Regions from separate parts of the Mus musculus genome. Here regions 2, 3, 4 and 5 are each linked to region 1. Evidence: chromatin loops called from intact Hi-C (ENCODE). Cell type or tissue: heart. All regions are shown on one strand. Each heading gives the region's core, and the rest is flanking DNA. Links, peaks and the distances in the headings are about the cores only.

The links. Hi-C counts contacts between places; a loop is a spot of excess contacts. Peaks named below come from ENCODE experiments on the same cell type or tissue, not always from the same donor. Only the 100,000 strongest peaks of a DNase experiment are listed, where the experiment ranks them.
Region 2: a loop joins it to region 1, with 10 times the contacts of the local background. A loop is called at or near these places in 34 of 42 quality-filtered maps.
Region 3: it touches region 1 in a loop (4-fold over the local background); 14 of 42 quality-filtered maps call a loop at or near these places.
Region 4: a loop joins it to region 1, with 6 times the contacts of the local background. A loop is called at or near these places in 27 of 42 quality-filtered maps.
Region 5: a loop joins it to region 1, with 2.2 times the contacts of the local background. A loop is called at or near these places in 19 of 42 quality-filtered maps.

What each region holds. Positions count from the first base shown.
Region 1 is chr15:78,622,014-78,627,831 of GRCm38, forward strand. It overlaps Cyth4 (cytohesin 4), which reads left to right. Exons shown (of 13, transcript NM_028195.3): 13 at 1-6. It overlaps Gm52187 (a long non-coding RNA gene), which reads right to left. Exons shown (of 2, transcript XR_003951539.1): 2 at 5,015-5,818. Among named protein-coding and RNA genes, the nearest start is that of Gm52187, 4.3 kb to the right of the region's middle. In heart, for the core only: no CTCF peak of the experiment used is centred there; DNase peaks (open chromatin) are centred at 1,608 and 2,838; H3K27me3 peaks cover 880 bases.
Region 2 is chr15:78,741,043-78,746,860 of GRCm38, forward strand. No RefSeq gene overlaps it. Among named protein-coding and RNA genes, the nearest start is that of Elfn2, 25 kb to the left of the region's middle. In heart, for the core only: no CTCF peak of the experiment used is centred there; a DNase peak (open chromatin) is centred at 3,399; H3K27me3 peaks cover 2,052 bases.
Region 3 is chr15:78,867,029-78,872,846 of GRCm38, forward strand. Gm26634 (predicted gene, 26634) reads right to left here and starts at 2,234. Exons shown (of 3, transcript NR_168060.1): 1 at 1,968-2,234. In heart, for the core only: a CTCF peak has its summit at 2,978 (motif pointing left); DNase peaks (open chromatin) are centred at 1,573 and 2,923; H3K27ac peaks cover 1,630 bases.
Region 4 is chr15:78,717,851-78,723,668 of GRCm38, forward strand. Elfn2 (leucine rich repeat and fibronectin type III, extracellular 2) reads right to left here and starts at 921. Exons shown (of 2, transcript NM_001358692.1): 1 at 554-921. In heart, for the core only: a CTCF peak has its summit at 2,452 (motif pointing left); DNase peaks (open chromatin) are centred at 2,441 and 2,861; H3K4me3 peaks cover 1,017 bases; H3K27me3 peaks cover 2,866 bases.
Region 5 is chr15:78,846,082-78,851,899 of GRCm38, forward strand. It overlaps Cdc42ep1 (CDC42 effector protein (Rho GTPase binding) 1), which reads left to right. Exons shown (of 3, transcript NM_027219.3): 2 at 1,014-1,738; 3 at 3,084-4,821. The coding sequence starts at 1,276. The coding sequence ends at 3,850. Lgals2 (lectin, galactose-binding, soluble 2) reads right to left here. Exons shown (of 4, transcript NM_025622.3): 3 at 5,183-5,342; 4 at 4,779-5,069. The coding sequence ends at 4,926. Among named protein-coding and RNA genes, the nearest start is that of Cdc42ep1, 6.3 kb to the left of the region's middle. In heart, for the core only: a CTCF peak has its summit at 2,620 (motif pointing left); DNase peaks (open chromatin) are centred at 2,610, 3,820, 4,120, 4,551 and 2 weaker places; H3K27ac peaks cover 1,657 bases.

The DNA of each region.
Region 1 (5,818 bases), core at 844-4,843:
AGACTGAAGAAAGCTATTCTTCTGTAATTGTGTCACCATCCCTGAGCCCCCCTGGCCCCCCTCATCCTTTCCCAGGCCAGGAAGAGGGAGCATTTAGTGACCCTTGGGACACTGGGGGTGGGGGGTATCATGCTGGATAGAAGTTCCTCGGGAGCTGAGCTTCTCGGTGAGCTTTCTTGGGGCGGGAGTAGGGGCTAGGCTGGGTTGGCTCTGCTATACCCAAGGAAATACAGAAACTTCCAGAGGGCATCACGATCTACAGATGGAACAAGTGATATGGAAAGTAGGTAGTGATCCTACCACCTCTGGAGGGATGCAAGCACAGGCTGGCTCAGGGACCAGCGTGGGGAAGGATTGTATAAGCTTTGCCGGCTGTCTTCAAACAGATGTTTATAAAGCGTCCCAGCTATGCCAGGCTCTGTTCCAGGCACTGGCAGGCCAAGGCAGAATCCCTGCCACCTGGGCTCATGATCCAGTGCTCTCCTCTGGCCCTCCACTCAGGCTCCAGCCTAAAATCTCACTATCAGGACCCTCCTTGAAGATGCTTTTGGCTGAACTAGCTCAACTTGCCCATATTTTCCTTCTGTTGTTCTGTGTATTGAGTGCTTACAGTGTGCCAAGGTCTTTGCAACAGAGCCAGGGATCCCAAAGACCCCTGTGACATCCAAGGCTGGAGGCTGGAGAGATGACTCACCAGCTAAGCGTACTTGCTGTCTTCCCAGACGACTCAGATTTGGTTTCCAGCACCCACTTAGCTCATACCACCTGTAACTCTGGAGAACCAACATCTTCTTCTGGCCTCCACAGACACACAGTGAACACACTCATGTGCACACACACACACATGCACACACACACACACATGCACACACATACATGCAAACATCCACATGTGTACACACTCACACATACACATGCACATACATGCATACACACATGCACATACACATACACTCACATCACACATTCACGTACACATGCATGTAAATAATAATAATCTTCAAAAATAGCACGCAGAGTATGGTGACACACGCCTTGAATCCCAGCATTTGGGAGGCAGAGGCAGCTGGATCTCTGTGAGTTCAAGGATAGCCTGGGCTACAGAGTGAGACTGTGTCAAACGCAAATCCTCAGTGCAGAACCAGTGCAGACTGGCGTGCACAGGGGATAGTGAAGGCCTGGGCTGGGCAGATGAATCCAGGAGGAGGGTGTCTAGGCTAGACAGCCAGGCCTGTGTTTCAGAGTCACCTCATCCTGCCAGACTGTGAGATCCATGCAAGTCTGTCTGTGCACTTACTAAGCAACTGCACACAATGGGTTCAAAATAATTGTTAGTTGGCTGAAATTACCTGATTTGAAAAACAGAAACAAAAACAAAACAAAAAACAAAAAACCTTGAGGCCTCAGCACAGCATCAATAGGTTCCAGACCCTGGGGACCCTGAAACTGTGAAACCCAAAGGACAAGTATTTCTAGGGACAGAGAAGGCCCAGGACCACACCACACCAGAACAGTAGGAGGTCTCTCCTACTCTGTTTAAGAGCTCCCCAGGGGTGGTTTTAACCCATGTCTGCTAAAGTGCAGTGCTACATCTGGCCAGCAGGCAGCGCTCACCACACACAGATGAACTTTCTTCTGCCGCTGGAAGGACAGAGCCTGAACCCCTGACCAGAACCTGGTGAGGGGATCATGGATGCGGGATTAGGGCCTGTGGCCTTGAGCAGCCCTTTAGGGGCCTCTTCTTCCCTTACAGAGACCACACACATCTGCCTCTCCCGCCTTCTTTCTGGCTATGCACCACGGAACAGGCTGCTCCCTGTTTGGATTGCATCTTCCTCCCTGAGAACTCTTTTAATGGCACTAACCTTTAATGGAGTTGTCTACAGACAACAATGTCTCAGGAATGGGCTCAGCACAGACTCTTCCCTAGGCTGGAGTGGTGGGAGGGGTGACAAGCAGGTCTCCCGTTGCCACTTACTCCTGTGGAGGAGCAGCAATGATAGATAGCCTCCCAGAAGGCCTGGGTACAAGGGCTCGCTCTCTTCCATGTCTTAAGTAATTTTCTCGGTGCCTCAGGCTGCCCATCTGTAAAATGGGAATAACTAGGTATATTTGAAATACTTAGGCCAGTGGGGCCAGCAAGAAAGCTTAATGGATAAAGGCACCTGGCACCAAACCTGAGGTTAGATCCTGAGGACCCACTAGGTAGGACAGAAGCGACCCTTGACAGTTGTCCTCTGACCTCTGTATATGCTGAGACATTTATACATGTGCACATGTACACTTACACACACTCACATGCACCCACATGACCCATACGAGACAAGATGAGGTAAGGTATTCGGAGAAATTCCCCGGGCTCCAACACAAGCCCTGGTGGGCCAAGAGGATGCTGTGGTGATCGCCAGGGTCAGGGCTAAGGGGTGGCTCATCCCTGCTGCCATGCCGGGCAGCTCCTAGTCGCAGGGAGCTCTGAAAGGCTTCAGGACCGCAGCTGTTGAACGGAGGCCAGCCCAGCACGAGGAGGAGGCCTGGCCTGGCCCAGAATGCCTGGGGAGAGAGAGGAAACAGCAAGAGGACCACTGCCAGGAACCGGGGGCTGGAAGTCTCTGTAGTGCCCAGATGTCAGGCGACAGGACACGGGGGCAGGCAGCCTGGAGCTGGAGGCTGGTATGAGAGACCTGGAGAAGTTGATTTATTAGGGACGATGAAAGGAGCTAAATATGTTTGCCGCTCAGCGATGACTCAGGCATTCCCCAGGGGTTCGAGAGAATGAGCATCAAAGAGCCAAAGGCAAAAACCTCCTCCTACCAGGGCACTGCCAAGCCCCTCCTCCTACCAGGGCACTGCCAAGCCCCTCCTCCACAGTCATAGGAAACAGCCACTCCGGCCTACAAGGCCCAGGCAGTAGCTGACCTCACCCAGAATGACTGAAGAAAGATCCCCTCAGAGAGAGACAGATAGGTCCAGTCCTGGATTTTCTCCAAATTGCTGTGTGATCTTAGTCCAGTGGCTGGCCCTCTCTGTACCCACATCCTCTCCCACAATGAACCAGGCCCTGTCTCTTTCTCTCATCCCATTGGCTTCTCTCAGAAGCTGAGTGATGTTTTCTTTACCAGGAAAAGCTCCCAACTGCTCTCCAGGAGAGAAGCCAGACTCCACAGAACCTGGGAAAGGGGAGGCAGCCGCTTTCCAGTGCCAAGTCGCAGGCCTGGCGCTGGGACCCAGGATGAACTGTGTGCAAGCTAGAGGTCACAGTGACTGACAGAGGAGCAAAGAGAAAGCAGGGAGGGGTTGGGGGAGACATGCCAGCCTGAAGGTCTGCTCTAGGAAGTGTGGGAAACCCAGAAAGCAGCTGGACACATGTGGGAAGTGGGGAGCAGTTTGATGGATTGGGGGGGCATTGGGGAACTTCCCTGTTTCGTGGCTGCCTTAGAATAACAGGACACGGAAATCAGCAGAAAGACCTACCTTCAGGTGTGCAGTCTTATACTGTGGGCAGTGTCCAGAGCCTCTCTGGGGACTCTCCATTAGGATGGATTAAGGGAGACACAGGGGACTGGCAAGTATGTGGGGGAGGTGGTGGCCAACAGCCTAGTACAAGGCCAGACTCAGGATAAACAGGTCACTGTCAGTGGAGGGAGCTACATGGTGCAAGATCCCCTATTGGGATGGTCAGCTAAACTAGCTGAGAGGCCCTCCCCTTCCCCCTTGGCCCCCCCTTCCTGTTCCTGTCCTGTCTCCCTTTCTTGGTCACCCTGCCATGGCCCAGTGGCATATTGTAAGTAACTGCAGACCTGAGTTCAGATCCTGGCTTTCCTCAAGGCCAGCTGTGTGGCTCTGGGCCAGATGCCCTGCTGTCTCTGAACCTTGTCAGCTCACCTCCTGCCCCAGGAATCTGGGGTTTCCCAGCTGTAATCTTTAGGTCCCAGAGTCTCCAACTGAGCTGCTAGCCCAGGATAGCCCAAAGGAAGAGGTAGACTTTCTCTGGGTCTCCAAAGTCCCTGGCCACTCTCTTCTCTTACCTTAAAAGCGGCAGTGGTCTAGCCTTAACAACTCTACCACTAATGACTCCACAGTTATCCCTCCGTTTTCTTTTTCTTAGAGTTGTTTGGAGGTTTGGTTGCTTGAAATGGGGTTTCACGGTTCTAGGCTGGCCTAGAACTCATGGGTAGTCCTCCTGCCTTAGCTCCTTGAATACTGGGATTCATTTTCTGAGACAGAGTCTCACTCTGTAACCCATGCTAGCATCAACTCATGGTGCACCCCTTCCTCGGCCTCTGAGATTCTAGGGTTCCAACTCTCTGCCTCCACACTCAGCCTCCCCTTGATTTCTTGACATCTCCGTGTTCCGCACGAGACACAGACAGCACAGCCCACCCGGGCCAGCACGGATGCCACAACCCAAAATGCCAAACATATCAGCCACTCGAGCTGCCAGCATCCCCGGCTCTCCTCCTGCTGCCCTCGGCCTGTGCCGCAGAGTGCCAGCCAGCTTCTTCCAAAGATGCCAACATTTCTCTTGTCCCAATGGTGTGGTTACAGCTCAGCTTCTGGTACAGAAGCATGGTAGTCTGGGGCTGCCCTCGAGGAGTCTGGGAGCGCTGTGCAGCTGGTTCTGAGACACTCCGTCCCATGTTCTGTTTAACCACAGCCAGTAACAACAGCCAGCCTTCCTCCCTTCCTCCCTTCCTTCCTTCCAGAGGAAACAAAGGTTCACTATTGTAAAGGTACCAACACAGAGACACACCCCGCCCCGCCCCCCCCAAAGGCAGAAGATTCCTCCATCTTCTGAACATAAGTCACCACTTCCTCCCAGCAGCTCGCACAGGGGGACGGGACCACTCCCATTCAGTTAGGAGCAGATTGCTTATCATAGTGGGGTCAGATCCTTCCACTGAGGGTCAGATCCACAACCTCCTCAGCTTGTCCCACCTCTAAAGGCTACAATGTATCTCTTTCCATCTCCCTTGAGGATTTTCCCTGAATTAATACAGACCAGAGAGGACCCATCTCCACTGCAAAGAAATGATTTAATAAAACATCCACCATCCAAAAATAATAAGATATTCTCTATAGAAAATTAGACAGTGTAACAGAGAAGAAGAAAAAAGTCACAAAACTTCCTTTAGTATACCTGATATTGCCAGCATTTACAAACCTGTCTAGCTCATTACACATGTGTAAAGAGTTAGCTATCACTGCGGATAAAATTGAGTGGTCTGCATCTACCTTAGTAGTGTGGGATTGCCATGTCCTGCAGGACCAGTCAGAGCAGGGGAGGGCACCTTGCAGAAATAAGCCTTAACCCCTTGCTGTTGTGCAGCAATTCCCTGAGAGAAAGAAAACACTCCATCCTGGAGGGAAGGGAACTGAAAGGTTCCACTGGGAAGTAAACAACTCAAAAGCTTCAGGAAGTCCCTGAAATTGACCACATTCTCTAGGGCTCTCCTTAGCATATATCAGGCAGTATGGACTATTCTCTAAGTTGCCTAGAAGAGGCAGAGACTGAGTGTCCTGGAATTGGTTTAGAGCAGTGGTTTACCATCCTAATGCTGTAACCCTTTAATACAGCTCCTTGTGTTTTGATGATCCCCAACCACAAATTATTTTTGTTGCTACTTCATAACTGTAATTTTGCTGTTATGAATTGTAATGTAAATATCTGTGAAAGGGTCATTGCACACACACCCCCCAAAGGGGTCATGACCCACAAGATGAGAATCGCTGGTTTAGACCAACTGCGCTACCAGAAAAGGACACTCTTGAGCCCATAGCTGCCTGAGCCCATAGCTGCCTGTTGGCTTTGCCGCGTGCT
Region 2 (5,818 bases), core at 1,014-5,013, 120 kb after region 1:
TAACGAGGCTTCTCTTTCCATCCAAAACCTCCAAAGTGTGGGTGGACAGCAGGCTTGAGAGCCCTCGGGGGAGCCCAACCCCTGACCTCCTGACGTCTTCCACCCCCATACTCCGAGCTTCCTGGCAAAGATATTAGACCCATAACTTAAAGGACATGCAACTTAACTGCAGACAGCACCTGGAGCAGGTGGAGCAGCCTGTGACCGGGGCAGGAAGTGACAGCCACTAGGCAAGGTGGATGGAGCAGTGGGGAGGTGTGGGAACAGTGATGGAGGCCTATGGGGCAAAGGTGGAACAGGGACTATAGACAGACATAGGTAGTAGCTGGGCCCTGAGACTGGGTTGGGGCTGCATAAAAACGTGCCCTGTGCCCTGGGCAGAGTTGCACAGTCCCTAGTCTGGAGGCCCCATACTTGGGTAAAGGCATGGTTACTGCTGTCCTGAGGACATTTGTTTTGTTTTGATATGATTTGATTTGATTTGATTTGATTTGATTTGATTTGATTTGATTTATTTTGGGTTTGTTATTTGGGGGGTGCACTTTGTGGTTTTTCAAGGCAGAGTTTCTCTGTGTAACCCAGGCTGTCCTGGAACTCACAAGGTAGACCAGGCTGAACACTCACAGAGATCTGCTTCCCAAGGGCTGAAATTAAAGACAGGCACTACCAGCGCCCAGCGTGCCCTGAGTTCTTAACGCTGTGGACCCAGGGTCCTACAGATTCTGTCTCCTTGAGCCCCGTGAAATCTCCTCCCTCTCCTCCTTTCTTCCTTCCCTAGACCCTTGGGCCAGCCCCTCTCTACCTTCCCATTCTGTAAAATGGGTACACATGGGCAGGGTGAGATTCTGGGAGCATCCCTGGCAGCAACCAGGTGTATGAGGGGTTGTAAGATATCAGCCATCCTTGCTGCTTCGTGGTGAGAACAAGCAAGACCAGGCTGGGAGGCAGAACTGGAGGTCTGCCTCCGGGTAGTAGGTAGAGCTCAGAATGGGATATTTCAGGCAGTTGCTGGGCAGTCAGGCCCAGGGCTGGACAACCCAAAATGAATGACAACCCAACATGCTGAGACTACCCCACCAGGAAGTGGGAACAGGAGGATTTGAACCCAGGCTGCAGGACTCCAAGTTCCGATGTTATCAACACCTGACTCTGCCATCCACTGTTGGACAGCACAGCTGAACAGTTCTTTGCTGTGGCCCTCCCTCTCCTCCTTTCTTCCTTCCCAGGACCCTTGGGCCAGCACCTCTCTACCTTCCCATTCTGTAAAATGGGCACACATGGGCAGGGTGGGATTCTGGGAGCATCTCTGGCAGCAACCAGGTGTATGAGGGGTTGTAGAGTATCAGCCATTCTTGCTGCTTCGTGGTGTGTTATGGTGTTTCTTGGAGGAAACCAAATTTTCTCCAGGGTGCTGGAACATTCCGAGCTGCCCTCTCCAGCTGCTCTCATAATGATTAACCCGTGCGTGGCTTGCTGACATCAAGGAGAGCAGCCCAAGGCCTTCCTATTGCTTAGTTTTGGAGGTGGAAATGTGTGTTTGTGATCAGCAATTTGTATGTCAAACACAGGGTCAAGAATTCTACCAATTTGTCTCATCCTGAAGCCTGCGTGAGGCAGCTCCTTGCATCCCATAATATCTCCCCTCTGACCCTGGCAGAAATTCCTCCATCCAATCCAGAGAGCCTGGGGAGGGGGGCAGCCATACAACATCCTACAGTACATGCACGTATCCAGGTCAGACTGGAGAGGAACCAGGGCAAGCAAAGGAAGGAGAGCTTTGAGCGCGCGCGCGCGCGCGCGCGTGTGTGTGTGTGTGTGTGTGTGTGTGTGTGTGTGTGTGTGTATCCTCTCCAGGTACTGGGGAATCTGAAGCCACCAAGGGCTGTGTGTGCAGTCAGACACACACACACACACACACACACACACACACACACACACACACACGGTGGGCGGGGGTGTAATCCCTTGGCCACCAGCACTAGGGACTTAAGCCTCTATCTAGGCTATAGCCAGGCTCATGCCTCCAGCTGCTCTAGCCACCTCTGTCCCCAAGTCTAGGCTCCCAAAGGCTCAGCAAGGAAACCCTATTGTGGCTGAAAGCCAAAGCCAGCAGAGCCAGCTGTTACCAGGGTCACACACCGAACACAGGTGTACACATGCACTCATGTACACAGATGCACAAAGAGTGGTGTATCAGACACAGGTGCACACCAATTTGTGTCCCCAAAGGCAAGGCAATCCCAGAGAGACACAGAGACATCTAAGGAGGATGCACACAGGCACACACATAGAAACTATCCCGGAGGGGAACTGCACACTTATTCTTGCCCCTAGCTATGCACACCATCCTGAGGCTCCCAGCTTTCTGCCTCCGTGAGATGAATCCAGCCACGTGCCCCCTCCTACTCTTGCTGCCTTCCACAAATATCCACCAAATCTCATCCCTTCATTCTATTCCCTGCCCTGAAGCCTGGACCATAAGGACTTGGGGTATCAGGACAGCCTGCCATTGTCCTGCAGCCTCCCAGCCCCAAGTAGGGGGACCACACACAGTAGGTGTCTGACTCCAAACCTCCCAGCCCTGGACTCTGGCGCCCCCCTCCTCCACCCTCACAGATGGAGGCAGAGCCTGCCCCCCCCCCACACACACACACACACACACACCAGTCCCAATTTCAGGAAGGCCCAGGCAGGCGCTCAAAGACTACAACTGCACCCAGACTCAAGTAGGAGGAGCCAGGCAAGCTTCCTTCTGGCTCCCCTCCACCCCCACTTTTGTCTAACCTCCTGCTTCCACGCCCTTCCAGAGGCAGGCAAGGTGGGCAAGGTTTCAGTCCCATCTCTCACCCAAGGCTAGGGGATGGTCACAAGTGGCTTGCAGAACCCCCAGTCTGCCCTGACTGGCCTCGAGATGGAACGGGATCAGGGTATCTCCAGGCCCCAAGGAGACACATCTTTTGAACTAGCCTGTGACCCTGTGTTCTGGCCTTTCCCTCTCCCTGAAAGAGAAGCTGAAAAGCTGGGGGTAGGTTCGGTATTGATCCGTGCTCACAGTCAGCTGTAACCACGGCACACGTGTCATCGTTACCCTTCACCAAGTGACAGAAAAGCACTTGCTTTCAATCTTCCTAGAATTCACTGCCTTTCAAGATAGTGAAGCTGTTGTCACTTCTAATTGATGGCTGTGTCCCTAGCTGGTCATACTTGTTGAGCCTTGTAGAGACACATAGTGTAATTCTCTTCCCTGGACTGGAAAGGACGTTCTAGAATTTGAGTAAAAGGGGCCCACTCTAATGCCAGTTATGTCTATTTAAGCCATAAGGCCCCTCCAAACCTCGGGCCCATCTTGCTTAAGCCCTAGATGAGAAGCCAGGCCTGTGGCACGAGTGCCCCCTGCTGGTGATACTCTGTACTGCACACTGAGACTCCAGCAGCGTGTGGATCCCACCAGCCGTCCATACATAAGGCTGAGACTTCCTGGAAGGGTGAGGGGACTCATGAAGTCCTGAGAAGGGGCTTCAATAGGTCATGAAGACTGTTGGGACAGCTACTTCAGCATCCAGGAGTGTGGCAATGGGCTATGGGTGGCAGACACCTGGCTAGCTGGTGGATGCCAGGTAGGCTCAAGCAAAAAGACAAAGGTAAGCAATCACTGCGGAGCGAGGACCATTGGAGGGACCAGGAGTGTAGGATGGGCAAGTGGAGGGAAAGCCACTGTTTTCCAGAGGTGGGATGGATGGCCTTGGAGGTACAGTGTGATCTTGGGAGAACAGTAATCTTGTTCTATGACTATATTAGACATACGTATCTGGCCAACCACGTCGCTGGCATTTAAAAGTACAGATTTTATGTACAAAGGGTCATTGTGATAATATAGCAAGCACACACACACACAACACCCAGAGAAATCCCATAAATGCTGTCAGTGAATGAATGAATGAATGAATGAACAAAGGAACAGGGAATGGATAAAGGTGTGCTGCAGAAGACTATTGATGTCTTTACAGAGCAGAGTGGTCCATGGCTGACTGACCTACAGAGTCACTTGGGAAAGTCTGTGTCCTTGATTCCCAGAAGGTTGCAGACGTGTGTCACATGAACCTCTGAGGACACAGATACCCAATTTAGAACAGCCCTGGTTTCAGTTTTAAAACAATGAAGCTGCTGTCACTGGAGGAGCCTTGATGACAAGAGACTCTAAAGCCTCTCGCAGAATCGGGGACATGAACTGACATTGATTCAGCTCCTGTGACAAATCATGGCTGGCCTTGAACTCATAGTTATCCTCCTGTCTCAGCCTTTCAAGTGCTGGGGCCCTAGGCATGTGCCCCACCTTATCCCTGGCTGGAATATGTCTTTTGTTATTAATTTATTTTATGTGCATGGGTGTATTGCCTGAATGTATTATGTCTGTGTAACCTGTGTGCATTGCTTGTAAAGGCCAGAATAGGGTGCTCTTTCTCCTAGAAATGGGGTCACAAATGGTTGCGAGCCAGCATGTGGGTGCTGGGAATCAAACCTGATCCTCTGAAAGAGCAGCCAATGTTCTTAACCACTGAGCCATCTCTCCAGCCCCTGGCATATGTCTTTATTACCAGCAGATATAAATATTACATCAGCTGCTGTGCAGAGCACAGAGGACCTGCCAGCCTAAGTTTATTTATAAGTTAGTTCATTCACAAGACTTTTCTCCCTGGGGGGAGAGAGAGAAAAAAACCTTCCAGGAGAGGCTAATTACAAACATGTATTAGTGTAATGTAGTTAAATGTGATTATAACCTGTGCATCTCTCGTAAGGGTGGTCCTGATTCACTCATAAGCATTTTCTTCCTTCCTTGATTAAAGTTGGAAGAGTGTGTAGTTTTGTGCAGGGTTGGGAGGAAGACTTCCTCTTGTATCTTTAAAGCCACAGGGAGGACAGAGCATGTGAGTCAGGACAGCAGGTAGCATGGGAGCTGATCTATTATCAAGTCAGTCACTTTTGATAAGAGAAAGGGACACTCCAGTCATGGAGTCTTGTGGCTGGACCTCGGGAGAGAACTGAGAACAAAATGAATTTATTTTATGTTAAATGTATTTATGTGTAGCTGTGTGTGCATGAATACATATGTGGCGTGTGTGCAAGAGTCCTTAGTGATCAGAAGGAGTTGGGTCCCCTGGAACTGAAATTACAGGGAGTTTGTGAGCCACCTGATGTGCATACTTGGGGCCCTTGGAAGAGCAGCAAATGTGCTTAACCACGGAGCCATCTCTCCAGCCTGAGTCTGCCTTTCTTTTTAAAGCTTTGAGGGGGTTTTAAAACAGAAATAGTTTTGCCGCAGCACCATATCAGAACTAAGTTCTGTTCATAGCAAGGTATTCGATAGCAATTATACTTTATGAACAAGTGTAATTGAGTGGCAAAGTCCCCTCACAGGATATGATGATAGTCCGGTTCTGATTGGTATTGGGAAATGTCAGATCTGTGTCCCCTGAGGGAGACAAAATCCTTGGCACTCTGTGGAGAACATATGTGCTTAGCTTTGAAGCTGGGCCTTGCTCTTACATGACCAGTGGGATTCAAAATCAGCACATTTGTGCCCGCGGGTGGCTGGACTGTGACCACCGAACCACAGACACAGATACGCTTTCTCATTGGTTCTCGGTCTCGCTCTTTGAACCTTACCCACTAGTGTGCTCACCTGAAATCCACAGTGCGGGAAAACTCACGGGAGCACGGTTTGAGAGGCACGTAATTGGAAATAACCCAACTGTCCTCAGAAGAGAACTGGCTACAGAGAACCAGGAACGATGATAGGGACACCATGGTGGTGTGTAAA
Region 3 (5,818 bases), core at 778-4,777, 240 kb after region 1:
GCACAGGAACTGGGCTCCAAAATACCAGTTTTAAAGGCTTAAAAAAAATTTTTTTTTCTCTAAAACAGGGTTTCTCTGTGTCGCCCTGGCTGTTCTGGAGCTCACTCTGGCCTCGATCTCACACAAATCCACCTGCCTCTGCCTCCAGGGTGCTGGGATCAAAGGCGTGTGCCACTTGAAGCTCTGACTCTGCTTCTTGATGGCTTTGCCCAGCAGACCAGGAGGGACAGATGTCTCAGCTTGAAGGTATCTGTATCCACTTCAGGGACTGGAGAGATGGCTCAGAGGTTAAGAGCACTGACTACTCTTCCAGAAATCATGAGTTCAATTCCCAGCAACCACATGGTGGCTCACAACCACCTGTAATGGGATCCAATGCCCTCTTCTGATGTGTCTGAAGACAGTAACAATGTACTCACATACATTAAATAAATAAATAAATCTTTAAAAAATTTTTTCTACTTCACAGAGCTGTCACACACATACTCACACACACACACAGTAGGTTTTCCTTTCCAAGGCTGGCACTTAGTAGGAGGTTGTGCTGTGGTTCCTGGCTAATAGGCTGGCCTTGGATGACTGGTCACAGGCCTTTCCCTGTATCAGTAGAATATTACTGTCAAATGCTCATCAATTGCTGAGGGGGTGGAGGGATTGCTGGTAGTTTCCCCTGGATGCCTGGCAATACAATCCACTTTCTCCCCAGCTGCAAAGGGAGGGAGTGGGTGTGGCCACCTGCCGGCTCAGCATCCAGGGGATCTTGGATCTTTCCCCTCTGTCACCTGTCCCTGCTCTACTAAAATCTCACAGGCTAAAGTTCCACTATCCTGCCCTTGTTGCTGCAGAATTCTAGAATCTTCTGGTCACTCCGTCTCCTTCACCCTGTGCCCTTAGCCAACCAAGAGGAAGAGGCCTCACCATTAGAGAGGGTCTCAGTGCATTTCCTGGCGGATGATGACACATGTTTTGCTTTGGTTTTGTTGTTGTTTGTTTGTTGACTTGCTTTTGAGACAGGGTCTCCTGGAGGCCAGACTCACATGGAACATTTATTTGTTTGTTTTGACACAAAGTCTCTTTACATAGTCCAGACTGTCCTGGTCCTCACTTAGTAGACCAGGATGGTCTCGAACTTATGGAGAGCCTCCTGCCTCTGTCTCCAAAGTGCTGAAATTAAAGGTGTGCTCCACCATACCTGGCTCACCTTTATGTATCTATGGTTGGCCTTGAACTCCTGACCCTCCTGCCTTAGCCTTTCAGGTGCTACTATCACAGACAAGAACCACCACAGGAGTTCAACAGTGGTCACAGCAACGCTATTCACAAGGGGCAGAAGGTTGAAACATTCCTGCGTCTGTCAACAATCAACAAAGGAAGACAGAGACACAAGACTTATCCACACAGTAGAACATTATTCAGCCGTGAAAAGGTACCTAGCACTGGCACCTGCTGTCACGTGAAGAACCCTTGAAAACATAACCAGCGAAAGCAGGAAGACGACGGAAAAGGGCTCCCACAGAACAAGTCCAGCTGGAACGTGTTTACAATAGGCGATTCATGGAGACAGGAAGTGGATTAGACATTCCCAGGGCCCTGGCGAGGGGAGGGGGAGAGTGGGGAGTCAGGCTTCAGCGTCTGCTTGGAAATAGATGACAGGGATGGCTGTCCACACTGTAGCTGTAAACAGTGCCCCTGGATTGGGCACTTTAAATGATAGAATGAAAGCTAGCTCTGAGGGCTTTTGTGGCTGGTGCCAGCACACTGGAGGCTGAGACAGGGGGACAGCTGTCACTGTTAATCCTGATTGTCAGCTTGGCTGGATCTGGAGTCAACATTGAAGTAAGCTGCTGGGCACACCTGTGTGAGACCTTCTTGACCCTGTTATTTAACAGCAGGAAGACCGGCCCTAAACATGGCCGCCCCTTTCAGTGCTGGTCCTGGTAAATGAGGTCGGAGGGAGGTGGCTTTACCCTTTTTCACTGCTTTGGTGTCTCCATGGTGAGTCACCTGCTATGTGGCTGTGGCCGCTGCTGCTGCATTTCTTGGCTGACATCAGCTTCTTCAGGCTTCTGAAGTGGACTGAAGACCAGCAGCTCTCCAGGAATCCTCCAGTTCTCTGGGACAGCTGTGGCACCCAGCCTTGTGGAGCCGCAATGCTTCTCGGGCTTGGCTGCATACAGACGCCCATTGTTGGGCTACATACATACCTGTGTCTACTCCCTGGAAAAATCTCATCTGACCTGTCCTGTAAACCAATCCGATAAATCCTATTTAAATATTCATGCTATTAGATTTTTTTTAGGGGGGTAGTGTTCCTAGACAAGGTCTCAGTGTGTAGCCCTGGTTGTCTTGAAACTCGTTCTATAGACCAGACTGGCCTTGAACTCACAGAGGTCTGCCTGCCTCTGCCTCCCCCGACCCTCGTGCTGGGATTAAAGGCATGTGCCACCACAGCCCAGCTTCATTCTCTTGGTTCTGTTCCTCAAGAGGACTCTGAGTAATACAAGTGCCATGAGTTTGGGAACAACCTGGGCTACAAAGTCAATTCTAGTCTAGCCTGTGCTACACAGTAAGACTTTGTTTCAAACAAACAAACAAACAAATAGTTTAAAGGTATACTATTTTAAACTTAATGCTGCCATATTTAAAAAGAACGTTCTGTATATTAATTGGGCAAGCTGTACAGCATGTAAATTATATATTAGTGAAACAATTCTACAAATTAGGGGTCAGGGGTGAAGTTCACAGTGGCAGCTTCTCCTTGCAAGCCCCAACCTCCGGGCCATTTTTTTTTTTTTAATGTTGTTAGAGATCAGACCTGGGGCCTGGGCTCCATCCCTGAAGTGCACCCCAGCCCAGGCCCCAGGTCAACAATGAAGTCTGCTGTCCTGCCACAGTGCTCAGCCACCACCTTTTAAAGGGCCAATGCTGCCACCACGTGTAAAAAAAAATCAGGAGTGTTTTCTGCCCCCTGGTGGCCACTAAGAGAATAACCTAGCAGGAAACAAAAACCGGGCTTGTAAATAGCGGGAGCGTTGACCTCAAAATAGACAAAACCCAAAACCAAATAAAGTCATGTATGAGATTTGAAAATACTTCATGGGGTTGAAGAGATGGCTCATCAGTTAAACGAGGTTGCTGTCTTTGCAAAGGACCAGAGTTCGATTTCCAAAATCCACATTAGGTGATTCACAACCACGTGTAACCCCAGCTCAGGGGATAACACCCTCTCCCCAGCCTCCATGTAACACACATTTTTTTTTTTTTTTTTTTTTGAGACAGGGTTTCTCTGTATAGCCCTGGCTGTCCTGGAACTCACTTTGTAGACCAGGCTGGCCTTGAACTCAGAAATCCACCTGCCTCTGCCTCCCCAGTGCTGGGATTAAAGGCGTGTGCCACCACACCCGGCTTCGTGTTTACAAAGATTAAAAAAATGCCTCCCACAGTTTATCTTGTTCTGTTTTGGTGAAGGGATACCGTGACCAAAGCTTAGAAAGGAAAAAATTTGATTGGGGGCCTACAGTTGCAGAGGGTTAGCCCATGATTGTCATGGTGGGACGCAGACAGCGTGGTGCTGGAGAAGTAGCTGAGACCGCTACATGGTGATCTGCAGGCAGACAGAGACACTGGGCCTGGCCTGGGCTTTTGAAACCCAAAGCCCACACCCCCATGTCTTGTGACACAACCCCTCCCACAAAGCCACACCTGTAACTTTAATATTTTCAAAACCTATTTTTTAAAAAGATTTATTTATTTATTTTATGCACATGAGTACACTGTAGTTGTCTTCAGACACCCCAGAAGAGGGCATCAGCTCCCATTACAGATGGTTGTGAGCCACCATGTAGTTGCTGGGAATTGAACTCAGGACCTCTGGAATAGCAGCCAGTGCTCTTAACCACTGAGCCACCTCTCCAGCCCCTACCACGTGTCCTTTCACGTGCTTGCTTTAGCAGAACATCCTTTCTCCCGTCTCTGCTTCAGCAAAATGTTCCTTTACAAATCTGCCTTAGCCTTCACCTGTGTCTGCTTCAGCTAATCGTTCCTTCACATGTTTGTCCCAGCAAAACACTATCCAACACAACTGATTTTCCAAAGAACCCTTAACGTTTCCACATGTCACAGACTTCCTAATCTTTTCCAAACAGTTCCACCAACTGGGGACCGAGCATTCAAATATGTGAGCCTATAGGATCTGTTCTCATTCAAACTACCACACTCAGCTTAAAAGGAGAAACAAGGCTCGCATCTGCCGCCAGGCCTCCAGAAGCCCATACCATCTCCTGCTTCCTTCCCAGGAGCATTTAACAGCCACACTAGAAAGAACAAGCACACGTGCTATGCTGCACCCGGGTTCTATACCTTGTTAATCTGGTGCGGTGACACATATGCCTGCAATCCCAGAACTCAGGGGGTAGCGATAGGACGGTCAGATCTGTCATAGGTACATAGCAGGTTCTAGACCAGTCTGGGTTGCCTGAAACCCAAACAAACAATACACAAATACATAAAAACAATATATCCTGAAAACTGACCCACATCTACCCGGGATCATTTTGTTGTTGCTACTGCTGGTGGTGGTGGTTTTGGTTTTTTGAGACAGGGTTTCTCTGCGTAGCCTTGGTAGTCCTAGAACTAGCTCTGTAGACCAGGCTGGCCTCAAACTCACAGAGACCTACCTGCCTCTGTCTCCCAAGTGCTGGCTTGGCAGCAAGGGCCTCTTCCTGCTGCACCATCTCACCAGCCCACTTGGGTTGTTTCTAGTCTCCGGCCTTTGTGAGCAAGGTCAGATGGTGATCCTCGAACTCAGCACTTCGGAAAGCAATTTCTGGCATGGTCATCCAGCAATACTGGGGAAGGAACCTAGGGCCTCAGACTTACTAGGCAGGGCCCTAGCACTAAGTGACACCCCCAGTGTTTTTGTGTATGTTTTTATTTAGAGATGAGACCTAACTATGCCACCAGGCTGGCCTTAAACCCACTCTAGTCCCGGCAGGATCTCTTGAGTAGCTGGAGGGACAGGTCTGGCCATCAGGCTTGGTTATCCATAATGTCTTCTGAAATGCCTGTTACAGTCTCCATTCTCCAGGTGAGCAAACTGATACTCAAAGCGGTTGGATCTCTCTTAGCCAGGCACAATTCACGACAGCCCACCAGCATGGCCGTGTAAATTAGCATGACCCACACTAGGGGGAGGACTTCCCCACATCAAAGTGAGCTGGATTTCTGGGCTTGGTTGATCTGAAGAGTGCACAGTTTGCTCAACCCTTCTCCAAGGCTGTATGCAGTTCCTAGGCCTAAAAGGATTATGGGTTCAGATCTAAGAGATTGAAGAGAAAGTCATGGGTGTGAATCAGATTTGGACCAACTGCCTGTTTTCATTCACTGCAGCCTGTGCTGGGAGAGGGGCCTAGGAGCACTGTAGGAAGCCAAGACAGGGCTCTTACATAACCCAGATCCCAGCCCTGCAGCGACAGGCAGCTTAAAATGCTCCATGGGATAAAGGGAAGGCCATTTATAATAGATTTATTATTATGGGGGCGGTACTGGAGTGCCATCTATAGGTCAGAGGACAACTTGAAGGGAGGAAGGAAGGAAGGGACAAAGGAAGAAAGGAAGGTAGGTCAGGTCTCTCCTCCCATCATATAGGACCCAGGCAAGGAATCAGGTTGGCAGCCTTGGCAACCAGTGACTGAGATACCAACCCAAAACATGTTTTGATCAACTGTCCACAAAGGCTGATTGATCTTTCTCTCCCAGGAGATGCAATGAAAGCATGCTACAGGACAAGCATGCGACACAAAAATGCACAAGGCTAGAG
Region 4 (5,818 bases), core at 844-4,843, 96 kb after region 1:
TTGCAAGGGTCCCAGCATACCCTAACTCTGGTCCCCCTACTACATTCACAGTGCCCCTGAGAGATAGGGGGCAAGTCGAAAGCCGGTCCCTTCCCCCTGGGCTAGAGATCTAGCCACCCTGTGAAGCCCCCCTTACCAGTGAGATGAATTCCTTGACCCGCCACGACTCAGTGAAAAGCGGGCCGGAGCTCTGGTTCGCCAAAATGGGGGCCAGAGAGGTGCGGCGTGGTACTGGCTAGCAAAACCCTGCTCAAGCTTCTGCATCACCACCGCGAAAATGTTCACCTCGACGCTCGTCCTCCCTGCCCTCCCACCACGCCTCCGCCCAGCCTCTCCCCCACCACCTTGCGCAGGGTGGTCCCTTGGGGGTCTTATGGGGGATCCCCAGACCAAGAAGAACCAAGAAGAGTGGCTCTCCCTGCCTCATCCTCCCCTCCCAGGTCCCTTTCCAAGCCCCACCCCCGCTGGCGGCCAGGGAGCCCTCAGCTCAGCCTGGATTCCCGGGGTCCCCGCCAGCCGCCTGCAGCACTCGGATCCGGAGGAATCCACTCACCTCCAGTCCTGACTGGGATCCGAGCGGGATGCCACCACCTCCCGGCAGCGGCTGCTGCGGGGCCTGCGCCGGAGAGCGAGCGTGAGCGCGGGTGCGAGTGTGCGCGGCGGCCGGCCGTGGCTCTGTGCGTGTCGTGTGTCTGTGGCGTGGCCCGGGCGTGTGTGTCTGTGAGCGTGCGTGTGCGCGCAGACACTGCCACCCCCGCCTCCCGCCGCGTAGGGCTGCTGCCCGCAGAGGGCCCGGGTGCTGGGCGGAGGACCTCAGGGGCTGGCGATCACTGCGTCTGTCGGTCCGTCCGGCTCTGTAGCCAGATCCCTTCACAGGCCTCTCTCCGCTGCAGACCCTCCCGCCCCTCCGCCGTCTGCTTCCACGGCCACAAGCGCGCTCCCAGACACACGCCACGGGGCGGGGGCCGCGCTGGGCTCTGGCGCTACTGCAGCTGCAGCGCCCTGTGAGGTGGCTGCACCGCGGACCGCCAAGCCCCGGGCACCCGCCGAGCGCGCCCCCCGGCCCCGCCCCACCTCGGCCACCTCTCTCCGGGCTATGTCTCAGTTCACCCCACCACCGCCTCCTCCAGCTCATTCAACAGCTGGAGGCAAAGTTGCCCCGGGTGCAGCGCCCTGCTCGAGGACAATCTCATCCCCAACCCCGCTTCCCCCCTTCCCATGCCCGAGCACCCCTTTCCGCCTGCGCCCTGACCCGGTGTTCCGCGTGTAACCACTGGAGAGCACTGCGGTGGAGCTGCTGCGTTCCCATTTTGCAGGCGGGACAGCTGAGGCGGGTGAGCAGAGTGCTTGCCCAAAGTTTATACAGCGAGTCCGAGTCCGTGGAGTCTCCCAATTCTCCCTGCCTCCAAACCAAGGCATTTGGCTACCCCTCGCTGCCTTACCCCATCCCCGGGAGCATATTGGGCTCTGTGGCCACAAAGAGAAACTTCCTAAGGCCTTCCTGGCCACAGCTTAAGCTCCGCTTCAAACACAGACACCACCACCATCACCACCACCACCACCACCTGCAAGGGAGTCTCCCTGCAAGGCAGCGGTAGTTGAGGCTCTGCACCCGAAGCTGGGCACACAAGCAGCTGGTGGGAGTCTGGGCTGATGTCAGGAGTCTCCTCCAGCCGTTGTGACCCGCCAACCCAGACAGTTGAGCTCTGCCGCCGCCAGACTTTGTGCTTCGCAATCACTTTTCCGGGCCGCATTCACCAGAGCCTGTCCTCAGGTGGTGCACAGCGACTCAGCCCGGCTGCTGGAACTCCTAACAGGCCTGGGCTGAGTCTGGACAGATGAATGGGAGCTGATGGGTAGGAGTTGCTCAGCTGAAGGAAGTGGAGAAGGGTATCCCAGACTGCGGGAACGACATGTGCAAAGTCACAGAGGCGGAAAGCATCCTGGTGTACTTAGTACAGAGGGACCCGTGGAGTTGGGTAGCACTAGAGCAGAAAGAAATGCTGTACAAAATCGCCTCGCTCTTGTCATCCGAGGACAGGAAAGTAGCCCAGGATAGGACCAGAAGGGTAGATAAGCGCTGAGACCCAGGCCACCTGTTATGTCACAATTTAGAGAGACTGTGGGGTGTCTCACCTCTAAGCCTCCCGACCTGTACCTTTTTGAGTGGCAGGCGCATTTCTTCCTACCCATCCTTCAGATCTTCTTTGCAGACCCAATGAAACCTTATGCTGCCTCTGTCTACTAACCTAATCCCCTTCCCCGAAGAGGGACCATAAGAACTCAGGGTTCCCTAACCGAGGCTAGGCACCGAGGTGGGTCCAGCTCCAGTAGCACACACCCCACCCCCGCCCCTACCATCCCCCACCCCACCATCTCCCGATCCCACCTCCGCCAAGCTCGCTTCTGTTGAAGAGACGGCTGCCCCTGCGCCCTCTAGCGGATCAAATGCGCGACTGCAGAAAACTCCCTGTGGCTCGCGTGTGCTGAGGTGGGCGCTGGCAGAGGCCTACTAAATCCAGCCCTGGTCCAAGACATTGAGCACTGACTCTGGGAAGCACCAGGCATAGAATTGCAAAGTAACATCTCTGATTCATCTGTATGAGTGTCCCGGTCATCAGCCAGAGTGAGAGTCACACCTTGCCCCACCCCCACCCCCAGCCTCAGTTTCCCGCCTGTAAGAAATGGTTAAGGTCGCACTTCCTTACTGGTGCCTTCTCTTTTCTCCTGGGGCCTGCAAAGCTGGCTAGACTCACTCAGCGGTAGTTTTGAGCTTCCATGGTTCCCACATTCCAGCTTTGAAGGCTGGCCCTTGCAGGGTAGAGATAAGCTGTTGCCAGTTTCCCTCTCTGAGCTCCGTTGTTGCACCACACAGATGATGACATTGGCCGGGGCTGAGGTGGTGTCATTGTTGACTACACCATCTGGTTCCTTGATTGGGCCTTCTCTACACAAGCACTGTCCAATGTAACTTTCCACCACAGCGGAAATGATTTAAGGAGTCACTAACCTCTTGTGGCTATTGTGTGGTTAAAACCGTGGCTTCTACAACTGCCGGGTGCACTTATCTTTTTTATTTTGATTGATTTAGACTTAAGTGGCCACGTATGGCTTGTGGCTACCGTGTTAGCAAAAAACTTGGGTACATAGCAGCCTCCTGGTCAAAAAGACCCAGAGAAAGAGCTTGGTATGAGTGTGAACACCGGGACTTGACAGATTCAATGCAATTTCCATAACAATTCCAACACATTTCTTAACAGACCTTGTCAGAGCAAATTCTCAACTTCATGTGGAAAAACTAAAAACCCAGGATAGCTAAAAACAACCGAGAACAATAAAAGAACTCCTGGAGGTAGCACCATCCCTGACCTCCAGCTGGACTACAGAGCAGTAGTCATAAAAACTGCATGGTGTCAGTATGGGAACACAGGCTAATTAGAAATCCACACACCTCTGGATACTTGATTTTTTTCCACAAAGATAGCAAGACTATACAACAGAAAAAAAAAAAAGAAAAGAAAGAAAGTGTCTTCAACAAATGGTGCTGGTCTACCTGATGTCTGCATGCAGAATACTGCAAATAGATCCTTATCTATCACCCTGAACAAAACACAGGTCCCAGTGGATCAAGAACCTCAACATAAAACCAGACACAGTAAATCTAATAGAGAAGAAAGTGGGGAAGAGCCTTGAACTCACTGGTACAGGAGACAACTTCCTGAACAGAACACTAGTGGCTCGGGCTCTCAGATCAACAATTGATACATGGGACCTCATGAAACTGAAAAGCTTCTGTAAGGCAAAGGACAAAACGGCAGCCTGCAGACTGGGAAAGGATCTTCACCAACCCTACATCTAGCCCTACAAAGAGCTAATATCCAAAATTTATAAAGAACTCAAGAAGGTAGACACCAACAACACAAATAACCCTATTTAAAAATGGGGTACAGTGCTAAACAGAGAATTCGCAGCAGAGGAATCTCAAATGCCAGAGAAGCAAAAAGGAAATGTTCAAACTCCTTAGTCATCAGGGAAATTCAAATAAAAACGACTCCGAGATTCCATCTTACACCCGTCAGAACCGCTAAGATCAAAAACTCAAGGGATAGCACATGTTGTCGATAATGTGGAACAGGGGGGGGACCCTCCTCCATTGCTGGCTGGAGAGTAAACTTGTACAACCACTTTGGAAATTTCTCAGAAAACTGGGAATAGTTCAACCTCAAGACCCAGGCCAGGGGTGTGGGGTGAGGCAGAAGTGGGCATGAGCACATCCCAGGTACAGGCCAGGCCTTTCCATTTGTCACCTGGTCCCCTGTAACAGACTCCTCTTTCTCTCTCATCTGTTTAAGCCCTCCAGAGGTGGCCTGCAGCCCGGGCAAGGATGCAGATGTGGTCTTAGAAAGATGCCAAGTGACTGGCATCAGCTGCCTGAAGCACTCACAGGATCATCTGGGGACGTTTGTCTCTCTCTCCCTCTTTCCATAACACCCAATTTCTTCTCTCCGCACTGAATCAAAGTGCCCCTCCCTGAAGCTGAGCTAACAGCTCACAGGTGGACTGATGTGTGGGCCAAAGGAACAGCTGTATAGGAACCGTCCCAGAATCCCAATGTCCAAGGTAACATGGCGGGCACTTCCAACTGCCTGGAGCCCTGTATTACACTCCAGACCTTCACCCACCTTGGGGTCTTCTCACAGCACTGATGAGTGGTCCCCACAGCCCACCAACAAAGTGACCTCTGTTCCTGAGTTGAACAAATGTGACTCACACGCCAATGACCCCATATCATCAGGATGTTTCTCCCCAGAAGGTCTTCTGTCTGGAGCTTGGAGAGCAGCGTAGAGAGATGTATGGGGGTGCCGGGCACACACTCAGCTGAGTAGCCACCAGATGCATCCTTCACATACATGTTGATTTTCTTTCATTCGATCTGTGTGACATTTTGGGTTGGCGCTAGGAAATTAGGCTAAGCAATTCTCAAATCACAGATACATGCACAGAGCTATAAGGAGCCACACTCCTGTTGGGCCTCTGGGGCTGGGACAGACTGCTTGACCCACTGCAGGGGAGAGACAAAATGAGAGGCAGTCCAGAGGGCACACGTGAGTTTAGGAGAATACCCTGTCCTGTGCCCAAAATGGATATCCCAAGAGGCATGGAACAGGAGGAGGTAAGGACAGGGGACAGAAATGCCTTCTCAGCAAGGGGTCCTCAGGTGGCAGCCTTCTTGTTTTCCTGGACACTACAGTAGGTCCAGGAAGCAAGGCTGAAAGCCAGGTTCCTCTGCCTTCTCTGGGCCTTCTGCCTTGATCTGAGGTCAAATACTTCTGGGTCCTAAGAAGGATGAGAGACCTTGAAGGTGGGCTGAAGAGAGTCACTAGGAGGACAAGTGAGGAACTGTCAGGAGGAAGAGGATGGAGATGGAAGCCTCCCACTGGAGGCTAAGACCACCTCCCCTACTTTCTATGCCCTCCCTTCCTTCAGGAAACCCTGCCTCTGTTGCCACATCTGTCACCTGTTGTGTGATGGATTACCCCTCAACTCGGTAGCTAAAATCAGCAAAACCGAAAACAAGCTTGCTGCTCAGGTTCTGGGGTCCAGAATGGGAGGGAGGGGTGTGTTCTTATAAGACCGTCCCTGGCCTCACCTGCTTCATGATGAATGACAAGCGGGTGTAGGCTGAGGAGCTGGGGGTTCAGCCCTTGTCCCTACAGGACCATCTATACACCCTCATGATACCCTGTCCCTATAGGGCCACCTATATACCCTCATGACACAATGACAATTTCCCCTGCATCTGGCCAAAGGCAGAAGC
Region 5 (5,818 bases), core at 966-4,965, 220 kb after region 1:
CCTGACCTCTCCAGGTAGAATAGATTGAACCTACAGAAAACTGAAACTTGCCAGCCAGAGGCGATGTTGCCTGGGACCCTGGGATAGGTAGCCCAATTTCCCTGCTCCATTCCTCACTAAGACGCCACAGGCACTAAGTCACCAGAGATTCTCATTCCTGCTCTGGCGCCCGCCTCCTGCAGGTCTAGTGTCCACACGTCATCTGACTTGTGCAGGAGAGCCGTGGGCACCTCCCCGGCGGGCCTTAGGTAGAGATCGATCAATCATTTTTCTGCTTCGCTGATGCCCGCTGTGAACGCAAAACAGAATGGAGTCTTTGTGCCCGGGCCATTCAGTGATACTCAGAGGCTGCCGTCCACTCTGTGTGTTCTCAGACTCTGGTGTGGGAGTGCACGTGTCCAGGTGCTCACAGAAGCCAGTGGAGGACATTGGATGCCTTGTTCTGTCACTCTCACTTAGTCCCTGGAGACAGAGTGGCTGACTGAACCTGAAACTTGTGGGTTTTTGTTTTTGTTTTTTTTTTTAAGCTAGACTACCTATAATCCTCCTGTCTCCGTTCTTCCCCCTCCCCCCCAAAACACTGGAATCACAGGCACATGCAACTATGGCCAACTTCCACGTGGGTATTGGGGAATGAAACTCAGGTCCTCAGACATGCTCAGTGAGCATTCCCTCATTCGGTCACACACACACACTCCCAGCTCTTTTTTGAACTTCTTTTTTGTTTGTTTGGTTTTTTTGGTTTTTTTGAGACAGAGTTTCTCTGTATAGCCCTGGCTGTCCTGGAACTCACTTTGTAGACCAGGCTGGCCTCGAACTCAGAAATCCGCCTGCCTCTGTCTCCTGAGTGCTGGGATTAAAGGCGTGCGCCACCACGCCCAGCTCCTTTGTGTGTTCTAATCAAGGACCTGTGCGTCCTTGGGCAGCCTTGTTTGTTCTCTCGGTTGCTACTGTTTGGACTGGGGTTTCCTCTTCTGCTGACATGCCACAATGCTGTCTTTCTGGCCTTCCAGGTCTCCACTCCAGGGTAGGGATCCTTTTAAGGCCCTTCTCCTGCCACCTTTGATCAGCCTCACTAGGACCAGAAGCAGAGAGAGAACCCACAGACTCCCTCAGCCTCAGCACTGGGGACAGCGCCTTAGTAAAGTCAAGGGTCGCCTTGTGCTCCGCCATCTTCATTGAGAGGAAGGGGCTGAGAAGGATCCCTGAGTCCAGCCTGCCATCTTCCCTGGCCCCAAGGTGGCATGGACTAGCAGTTGTAAGCAATCAAAGCTGATGCCCGGTCCCCAGGGGGGCACAGGAGCCCCCACCATGAGCCTGGGCAAGCTGTCTCCTGTGGGATGGGTGTCCAGTTCCCATGGAAAGAGACGCCTGACAGCAGACATGATCAGCCCCCCACTTGGGGACTTCCGCCACACCATGCACGTAGGCCGTGGTGGGGATGTCTTCGGAGATACGTCCTTCCTCAGCAACCACGGAGGCCGCTCTGGAAACACCCACCGCTCACCCCGAAGTTTCCTGGCCAGGAAGCTCCAACAGGTTCGCAGAGTCGGGGTGCCACCTCGAAGGATGGCTTCCCCGGCTGCACCATCACCTGCTCCGCCTCCCATCTCGCCCATCATCAAGAACGCCATCTCCCTGCCTCAGCTCAACCAGGCCACCTATGACAGTCTGGTGATGGGCAAGCTTAGTTTTGACAGCACGCCGGCTAGCTCCACAGATGGCCACTCTGGTTACGGTGAGGAACTGGGGTCACGGCAGCCCAGAGAGATTCTGCCAAGCCTCCATATCAGTCTTCCCCCACAGCTGTTTAATCTCCCAGTGGAAGTTGGGCCCCCAGTCTAGGCTGAGGATGAAGGGTGTAGGCTTAGGGAGGTGGGGTATCCCAGCCTGCTTAGGCCTTATAACACAGAGGCTGAGGTAGAAGTGATGTTTGCAGCTTACATTTCTCTAACTCTCTCTGTGGCTCACACAAGTCTTTTTCCCATCTCTGGGCTGCTCTGTGGCTAGACCTCCCCTTCCTGGCTCCTAACCAGTGTCAGAGGTTATCATGGCGAGGCTCTGAGCCCACTCTGATTTCTAGTCATTGTTCCTCTGACTGCAGTAAGCACATGGACTCCCAAGCTCCAATCCTCACCTATAAAGGTCCCTTAGTCTCATTGTTAAGATTCAATGAAGTCAGCCGGGGCATGGTGGTGCACGCCTTTAATCCCAGCACTCGGGAGGCAGAGGCAGGCGGATTTCTGAGTTCGAGGCCAGCCTGGTCTACAAAGTGAGTTCCAGGACAGCCAGGGCTATAAAGAGAAACCCTGTCTCAAAAAAAAAAAAAAAAAGATTCAATGAAGTCATGAGTCCAGTCTGATCTGCATAGTGAGTTTCAGAATAGCCTGGGCTACTTACTACATTCTGAGATCCTGTCGCAAAATGCAAAACAAAACGAAGATAGAGTGAAATCACACACACACTGGGCTGCTTTGCAGCAGGTGCCAGGGGCAGAAGCTGTTATTTGAACAAAGGCTCCTGTAACTTGGCAAGTTGACCCAGGTGTGAATGCCACGGAGGTTTTGGCAGGACAACTCACCAGGGGACCATGGGTAACTTCTGCCCCCTCGTGGCCATGTAATGCATTACAGTCTTGCTGCCACTATAGGCACAAGGAACTCCATCACCTGTCAGGCCTGGGAGTCCTGGAAGCGAGAGTTGGGCAGGTAAACTTTTGGAAGACACAAGCCTGTCCTGCCAGCCTGTGATTTCTCTGTTCTGGCCCTGGCTTCTGGCTCTTTCCTGTATCTACAGATCACCTCAGGTGCTTTGAGTTTACCTGTAGCAATCAGTCGGCATCAGAACCAGGAACCATGACCCAGTCCACACCAGGGACTGAGTGTCAAGATTCAGGTTAGGGTTAGTTTCACAGAGAGAGTATAGAAGGCTGTGGGGTCCTTACATTAGAAAAGCAGGCAAAATGGAGGCCAGCAGGTGTGTGTGTCTGTGTGTGTACAGCTTACCAAGGGTTTTCCTGACTCTTTGTCTCCAAGAACAGATTAGGGACCCCACCCCTGACCTTCTCCCCATTTCTCTGCTAGGCCTGGAGTCTGGCTTCTGCACCATCTCACGCCTGCCACGCGTGGAAAAGCACAGCAACCGTGACCGTGACCGTGACCCGGACCATTCTCAAGACCGAGAGCAAAGTTCTTTCCCCTCTGAGCCTACCCCTAACCCTGAGCTCCGACGCTCTGACTCTCTCTTGTCCTTCCGTTTTGACCTTGACCTTGGGCCCTCACTCCTCAGTGAGCTGCTAGGGGTCATGAGCCTTTCAGAAGCTCCAGCTGCTGAAACTCCAGTCCCTACTGCCAACCCCCCTGCTCCTGCAGCAAACCCTGCCCCTACTGCAAAACCCCCAGCCCATGCGATAACCACTCTAGATGCTGTGACAAGCCTTCCAGCCTCTGCTGTGACAAGCCTTCCAGCCCCTGCGGTGGCAAGCTCCCCATCCCGTGGACATTTCCCCAATGGGGTAACTTCTGTGTTGGGCCCTGCGGCTGAGGCAAAGCCCAGTCCTGTGGGAGAGGGTCCCCAGGTACCCTCCAACATGGCCTTTGACAGGCATGGAGCCAGCTGGGGGGCCAGCCGGGCCAGCTGGGGGGCCAGCCGGGCCAGCCGCCACTACACTGAGATGGATGCCCGGCGGGAGCTGGCAGGGGTGTTACCCCAAGTTCATGGCTCCTGGGAGAGTCTGAATGAAGACTGGAGCGCGCCTCCAGCCAGTGTCAGGGCTCCTGTGCCCACCTCGGTGCAGGTCAATGCCTTTGAGTTTGCTGATGCTGAGGAAGATGACGAGGTCAAGGTGTAAGGGACTGGCCATGGGCTCCAGGTCCTGTCAGCCTCGGGGCTCACAGAACAGAGGGGCTGAGTTCATTTGCCTAACAGCTACAAGATGTGGTCAACGGGAGTTGCCCCAGATCCTTCCTGGTCTATGCAAGGCAGGCATGGGTCCCCGCTGACCTGACCCAGCTCCCTCCACTGTCCCTAGGCCCACTAGCCCTTCAGTTATAACCTACGCCACCCCCTGTGGTCTGACAGTATGGTCTTTGTGCCCCAGGACACTTCCCTAGTGGGGTGGGGGTTGGGGCAAGGACCACATAGGGCCATTGTCTGTGAGTGGGACTGGCTGCCCCTACTCATTGAGAGCTACCGCAGAAGGCCTCCACTGTGTTCTCAGTAGCGCGGTTCCAGGCTCCTCCTCAGTTCCCAGAGAAAGGTCAGGCGTGACACAGGAGCAAATCTTCTGTGTACCCCAGACCTGCCTCCCATACCTGATTGTTAAAGCTTCTCTGTTAAGATCTGCCTGCCCAAGGAGGCAGGCCCGGCCACGGCTGACCTGTGCTTTCTCCTCCTGAGAGTTTGGAAAGTTGAGGACCCCCTTCTGGCGCCCCCCCCTCTAGCTAGGAGAGAAGGGGGGCCAGACGAGCTAATGAGTAACCAGCCTGGAATGTTCAACGATAAGAAGCCCAGGTGGGACCCTTATCTGCAGTTCCTGGAACACCCTGGCCCCAGGTGCCAGGAACCAGTATCTGCCCCATAATCCCATGGGGCTGCTTGGCAGGTGCTCAGATCACCGGGAGGGAGACAGGTCCCCATGCAGAGGGTGGCTCAGGAGCACCTCCCATCCTCTCTTCTCAGCAGTACTATACCCCGTGCCTCAGTTTCCTGCCCCCCCCCCCGGTACCAAAGCCGGGGTGGGGGGGAGCATTAACATGCGTGGAAAATGCTAACAGTTCTTGCTGTGGAAATAATAAATGTGGATTCTTTTATTTGACCTTGACCTTGGGGAAAAGCACAGACCCTAAAGGCTGTGGTTCTGGTGGGGGCTTGCTGGAGGGCTGGCTGAAGCTGGTTCTGGGGGCTAAGGTCTTCTGAGGTGCCGCTCACTCCAGTTTGAAGGAGGAGATCTGGAGCCCACCCATGCTCAAGTAGTGCAGTTGGTTGTGGCCCAGCCTGTTGGGGAAGGTCAGCTGGTGTCCGTCAGGCAACGTCACCTTGAAGTCTTTATCTTGGAAGGTGATGGTGATCTGCAGGGAGAGGAAGCTTATCAGGAGAGCCAGGGAAGGGTCCTGACAGGTGCCTGGTGGCGCTCCCCAGGTTGGGGCTGGAGGGCCTTGGTTGGGTTCTCCTTTGACCTCACCTTGACCTCTGACCCTGGACTGAAGCACATGTGATTTTCTCGTTGCTCTTGTCCCCAGCGGCCACCTTCACTGGTGTTACAGACAATGGTGGATTCATCGAAGCGAGGGTTAAAATGCAGGTTGAGGGTTTCTTTCCCCTGGCCCAGGTTAATGAGGAAGCTGTATGGAGTGACAGGGAGAAGGGCTTAGGGCTTTGGTTGACCACAGGCTAGAAGAGTCAGGGAAGACGTTGTAATTGAGATCTGTGTCGGGCTTTGCATTTGGTGAGAGTTCTGCCTGGGATAGGCTCTGAGGCTGTTGACAGAAGTCACTTCAGGCGTTAGAGTTGTCTGTCCTGGGGGAGACCGTTGAAGGCCTGTCACCACAGGGGTATGGGCAGGGGTAGATGGCTCAACAGGATCGCTAGAGGAGTCTGGGTAGGACATTCAGAGCCCTTGTAAGTAGGATGTTCTGGGTGTGGGATTCCATCATGGTGGGGAGGGGGGGTGGGGCTCTCAGACCAAGGATCTCTGCAAATGAGGGACCTGGGTGGGGAAGCAGGACTGTTTCTCCTAATTCCTACCCTGTGCGCCTGCCTGCCGCCTTCCTAACCGACCGCCGCAAGAGGTTCGGCTCAGGAGATGCTGCTGTACACT